Linked DNA regions of Homo sapiens: region 1 is linked to region 2. Evidence: chromatin loops called from intact Hi-C (ENCODE). Cell type or tissue: chondrocyte. All regions are shown on one strand.

Region 1 (2,500 bases), 280 kb before region 2:
ACACCTATTGAGTACCAAGTACTACACCCAGATATCATTTTCTTCCTTCTTTCTTTGGCTCAGGTCCTAGCTCCAGACCTTGTCAGCCACGTGTCCTGGAGCAAGTTATTTTCTCTCTCTTTGCCTCATCAAGAAGATGGACATAATAATAATTCCGTGCAGAGAGTTGCTGGAAGAACTCAGTATAAAGCAACTGGCTGACAGAAAGTGCTCTAAGTGCTAGTTCCTCTGTCATTTTGAGACCAAGCCAGATGTGTTAGAGATGTCCCTGGGGGAACTTGTATCCTGGAATTTGACAGCCTGGAGAGATCTGAAGGCATTCTCTGGTCCTGTACCCCAAATGAGGTTTGAAACCCTCCAATGAGCTCCCTATTTTGTAAGTTACAAAACCTTTGGCAACCGAGAAGAGGCATCTGTAGCAACTTTAGCTGTGTCCCAAGCTCCAAGCCATCCGCCCTTCCTTCCCCACTACCAGGCAACAGCCTGCTGTCTGCCTCCTACTCAGACATCCACGGTCTGGAACAACCCCAAAATTGTCATCTGGGGCAGAATACACAACACCCAAAAGATGGTTTTGCTTTCTGAACCTCACCTGCAGCCACTCCTGGCTTCTCCACTTCCCATCCTTTATGACATTCATGCTGCACACCTCCCCTTCTCTAGAGAGACAGTAAGCCTCTCCAGTGAGAGGCAGGGTGTGCAATAGTAACATGCATTGGCTCAGGAGTCCGACTTTGAGGGTCTGCCGCTGACCTGCTTTGTGAACTTCAGCAAGTTGCTCAGTCTCTCTGTGCCTTCTTCTTGTCCCCAATAGGAATAATAGTAGTGCTACCTCATCAGGTTTTTGAAAGATTCAAACAAGCCAAATGTGAAGCATTTAGAATGTGGCTGGCACATAGTAAGTCTTCAGTGAAGATTAGCTAGTATCATTGTCCTAAAGTGATAAATGTCACCAAAAGGGGGAGTAGATGCTGCAACTAGAAGTTGGATGTAGTCAGGCTGCTAAGACATGAGACCTGAAAATCCAGTTTGCTGTGGATTTGCCATGGATTCCCATGGCGACTCTCAAAAGCAAAGTTGCTCAAAGGCCATTTAAGGCTCATAAAGTCAATGGTTGTTTTGCCTAAGAAATTTTTGTGGAATGAACAAATACAACATAGTAAGGATAATCATAATAGTTACCATATGTTGCATGCCACATTCCAGGCACTTTCACATGTATTGATGGAATTAATTTTCACTACAGTCCCGTGAATAGTTATTATTATTATCATCTGTTGTATGAATGAAGTATTTGAGGTTCACAGATGTTAGATAATCTGTCCAAGGCCACACAGCTCATGAGTGTTGAAAGTAGGATTGGAATCTCAGGTGGTGCTCCAAAAGATGTCCACTGCAGGCCACAGGATTCTTTATTTTAACATATTTATCTATGGCTGCTATTAGGAACCAACTGAAGAACAGTCCTCTCTCAGATGTTATATCTCCTGTGAAAATTTCAGATTGGGATTGAAATGGCCCAGGGAGGGGCCAGAGACAGCTATGAAAGAGCCACAGATATGGTGAGGAGTGTGTCTAGATGATCCAGACACCTGCGGGGATTGTGCAGAGCAGAGCTCTGCATCAGGCCACATGCAAAACATCTTGGGCATCTGCTGTCTGGGGTAGATGGTAGTTTGGAGAGTCCCCTGGCCCGATCTCCACCATTGCCTATACCAGGTGAGAACTGAAGCTCCATTCTCTGTGCTAACCTCTGGTCAGATTAATAATTCTATATAGCAGCCTGAATCCTACCAATATGATGACAAAAGTCTTTAATTATTTATTTATTTTTGAGACAGGGTCTCACTGTGTCTATCACCTAGGCTAGAGTGCAGTGGTGTGAACGTGGCTCACTGCAGCCTCAACCTCCCAGGCTCAAGTGATCCTCTACTTCAGCCCTTGGAGTAGCTGAGACTGCAGGCAGGCATCACCATGCCCAGTTAATTTTTGTATTTTTGTGGAAGACTTGGTTTTGCCATGTTGTCCAGGGTGGTCTTGAACTCCTAGGCTCAAGGAGTCCTCCTGCCTAGGCCTCCCAAAGTGCTGAGATTACAGGTGTGAGCCACCGTACCCAGCTGACAAAAGCCTTTATTCCTTTCTACCCTAAGACTAAATCCAACTCTGTGGCTTAGACTCAGAGTCCTCTGTGTTCTCACCCATTTGTCCCCTCTTCTTAACCTAAAGGATTGCCATGATATGGGAGATTTTGATGCCTGACAAGGGGTGGGGGAAGCAGAAAGGAGGAGCGAGTAACAAAGGCCTTCTCCAGAAGTGAGGGAGGCCAGCCTGGACACAGAGGGCCTGTGTGCTATGTTAGGGAGCTTGATCTTTATATAGAAGACTATTGCTTCAGAGTATGTTCCTTGGATCAATAAATCCATACATCTATATAGTTCTTACATAAGAAAAATAAAACAAACAAAAAGTTAACATGTTCTGGGTAACTTTGGGTATGGCT
Region 2 (2,500 bases):
CTCCGAACCTCAGCTCACATCACTAATACATATGCATCATAAAGCAATTTCGATTCTTCAGGGAGAATTAGGTAATGATGTACACTTGGAAATTATAAGAAAAATGGAGCCACGCCTTAAATGTTGTGGTTAAAGACTAGAAACCACAATCTCTCAGCCCCTTACTATGGAGACTCCTTGAATAACAGAATCCTCTCCTGACTCCATGAATAATTGCCTGGAAGAGGGAGCAGGAGATGAGGGCTTTCCATTCAGTACATTTCAAATACCTATCCGGTGGACTCACTGGCTCCCTGCTGTTTGAAATCCTCATGCCAAACGGCTGCTGGGAGAAGTCACGAAGCCATGGATGGAAATAGCCCTGCCCACTGGGAGAAAGAGGATCTTGGAGGGCTTTCTTCTCATCCTCTTACAAATACCAATGAAGCATTTTTGCACCTCTGCCAGTTGCTATGGATACCAAGTGGGGAACACATGTAAACATTCGGCATGCGTGAGACACGCTGAAGTCCGCCAGTGCAAAGGTGGTTCCTCTTCTCCTTAGCTTGTCCCCTTTCTGGCTTAGAGCTGCAGCTTGCAGCCACATCAGTAAGCCCTGTAGTTTCAGGCCTCAGCGTGGCTCATTTTTAAGGAACTCATTTACCATGAGCCACTGGGAAATACCCTGCATTTAGGGTCATGAGACTTGAATTTGAAATACTTTCCTGCTAGTTCTTTAGTAGTAGAAAGTCACTCTACCTTCCTGAGCCTCCACCTTCTTATCTGCAAAATAGGGGAAAGAAAGAGAAGCAACTCATATGGGGAGGAGAGTGAGAACAAACACGACAGTCTTTGTAAAGATGAAAGCACTTGTCATGTTTGGGAGTGCTATTATGTAATTACTGGATGTTCCCAAAGGCTTGTCAAACTGTGGTTGGATTTTGACATTGGCATGTGGAAACGGGCCTGCTCACCTTCAGAATTAGCAGTTAGACCCATTGCTCCCTCTTAAGGTTTGGTGTGGATGCCTCCACCCCACAGAGAGGTTAGAGGAGGAACCCCGACCTTGGGGCTTGCTACTGGCACCTCTCCTCCCAATTTCTCGGGACCTCTAGGCCAACAGAGGCCCCATCTCACAGCCTTGCATCCAAATGAGAGAACAGCTCAGCCGCCAATCTCTTCCTACCTGTGAAAACACCCAGGTGTTTTCTTGTTACATAAATGCACTCTCAAGGTGAAGAAGGCAGCAGATCCAGCAGCAGGAACCTCCCTAAAGAGGCGCAGAGGGCCGGGGAGTGTGTGTGGACAAGCCCTGGTGTGCATTCCAGAGGCAGCCCCTCTCTGGCTAGCTGTGTGGCTTCTTTTGGGGTGTGGGAGGAGGGGCGGAGCCAAGGATTGGGTGTAGTCCTCCCTGGCTGACTGTGGCTGCCACCCACCATTGGAGAGGTCTCAGAAGGTTCCTCCCTATCTCCGTGGTAACCCGACACTGTGCTGTGGTGAGAAGAGGAAACTGCAAACAGAGTTGGCTCCTTCCACCAGACCCGTTCTGGAGTTCTAGATTTCTGCTTGTGGTGTGTCAATCATTCAATCAGACCTAACAGCAACTCCAGATTGCGGCTGTCAGAAGCCGTGGCCTCGCACGCCTTTCCTGGGCAACACCATCAGTCCACCAGGGCAGGCTGGACACATGGAGCCTGCGACTCTCCCCTGCCCAGTCCAGCCCCTGCTCCACTGCTGAGGAGCAGAACTCACCACATAGGAATGTGAGCAGCCAGGATGGGAGGGAGGTGAAGGATGAACGGGGAGCTGGGGCCAAAGAAGAGCCCAGCCAGGTCAAGAATTCCCCCAGTTCTCTTCCTTTGACACTCCACCCTCCAAATCGCACATCTGGAAGGAAAAATGAATCCCATATATATTTCAGAATTTCCATGAAGTTGAGAAGGGAGCACTATGGCATCTTGCAGGTTTTTCTGTTTTGCTTTTATTTTTATTTTTTTTTTTTTTGAGGTGGAGGCTCACTGTGTCACCCAGGCTGGAGTGCAGTGGTGGAATCTTGGCTCACTGCAAGCTCCACCTCCCAGGTTCAAGTGATTCTCCTGCCTCAGCCTCCCGAGTAGCTGGGATCACAGGCGCGCACCACCACACCTGGCTAATTTTTGTATTTTTAGTAGAGACAGGGTTTCACCATGTTGGCCAGAATGGTCTTGAACTCCTGACCTCAAGTGATCCACCTGCCTTGGCCTCCCAGCATCTTGCAGATTTTTGTTTGTTGTGTTTGCTTTGCCAGGAAAAGGAGGAGGTGAAAAGGGAGCCTTGAGGGAGAGAAGACATGATATTGACCATAACAGGTAGGAGGGGCTGGTGGGAGCTGGGAACATTCATTTGTTTAATTAGTCAATATGATGTGAGTAACCACTAAGTACCGAGCTCTGCTTTAAAGATTGAGGGGACAGCAATGAAGACAACAGGCTCCTGACCTCATGGAGCCTCCATTCTAGTGGCAGAGGCAGGCAATAAAAGT

The links. Hi-C counts contacts between places; a loop is a spot of excess contacts. Peaks named below come from ENCODE experiments on the same cell type or tissue, not always from the same donor. Only the 100,000 strongest peaks of a DNase experiment are listed, where the experiment ranks them.
Region 1: a loop joins it to region 2, with 2.4 times the contacts of the local background. A loop is called at or near these places in 2 of 110 quality-filtered maps.

The regions. Positions count from the first base shown.
Region 1 is chr11:35,361,314-35,363,813 of GRCh38, reverse strand. The region is part of intron 1 of SLC1A2 (solute carrier family 1 member 2); the gene reads left to right. Among named protein-coding and RNA genes, the nearest start is that of SLC1A2-AS2, 56 kb to the left of the region's middle. In chondrocyte, CTCF peaks have their summits at 753 and 953; no DNase peak of the experiment used is centred here.
Region 2 is chr11:35,081,655-35,084,154 of GRCh38, reverse strand. LOC105376627 (a long non-coding RNA gene) reads right to left here and starts at 1,322. Exons shown (of 4, transcript XR_931194.2): 1 at 1-1,322. RefSeq lists enhancers at 625-774, 1,125-1,244. In chondrocyte, CTCF peaks have their summits at 1,290 and 1,490; DNase peaks (open chromatin) are centred at 1,354 and 1,684.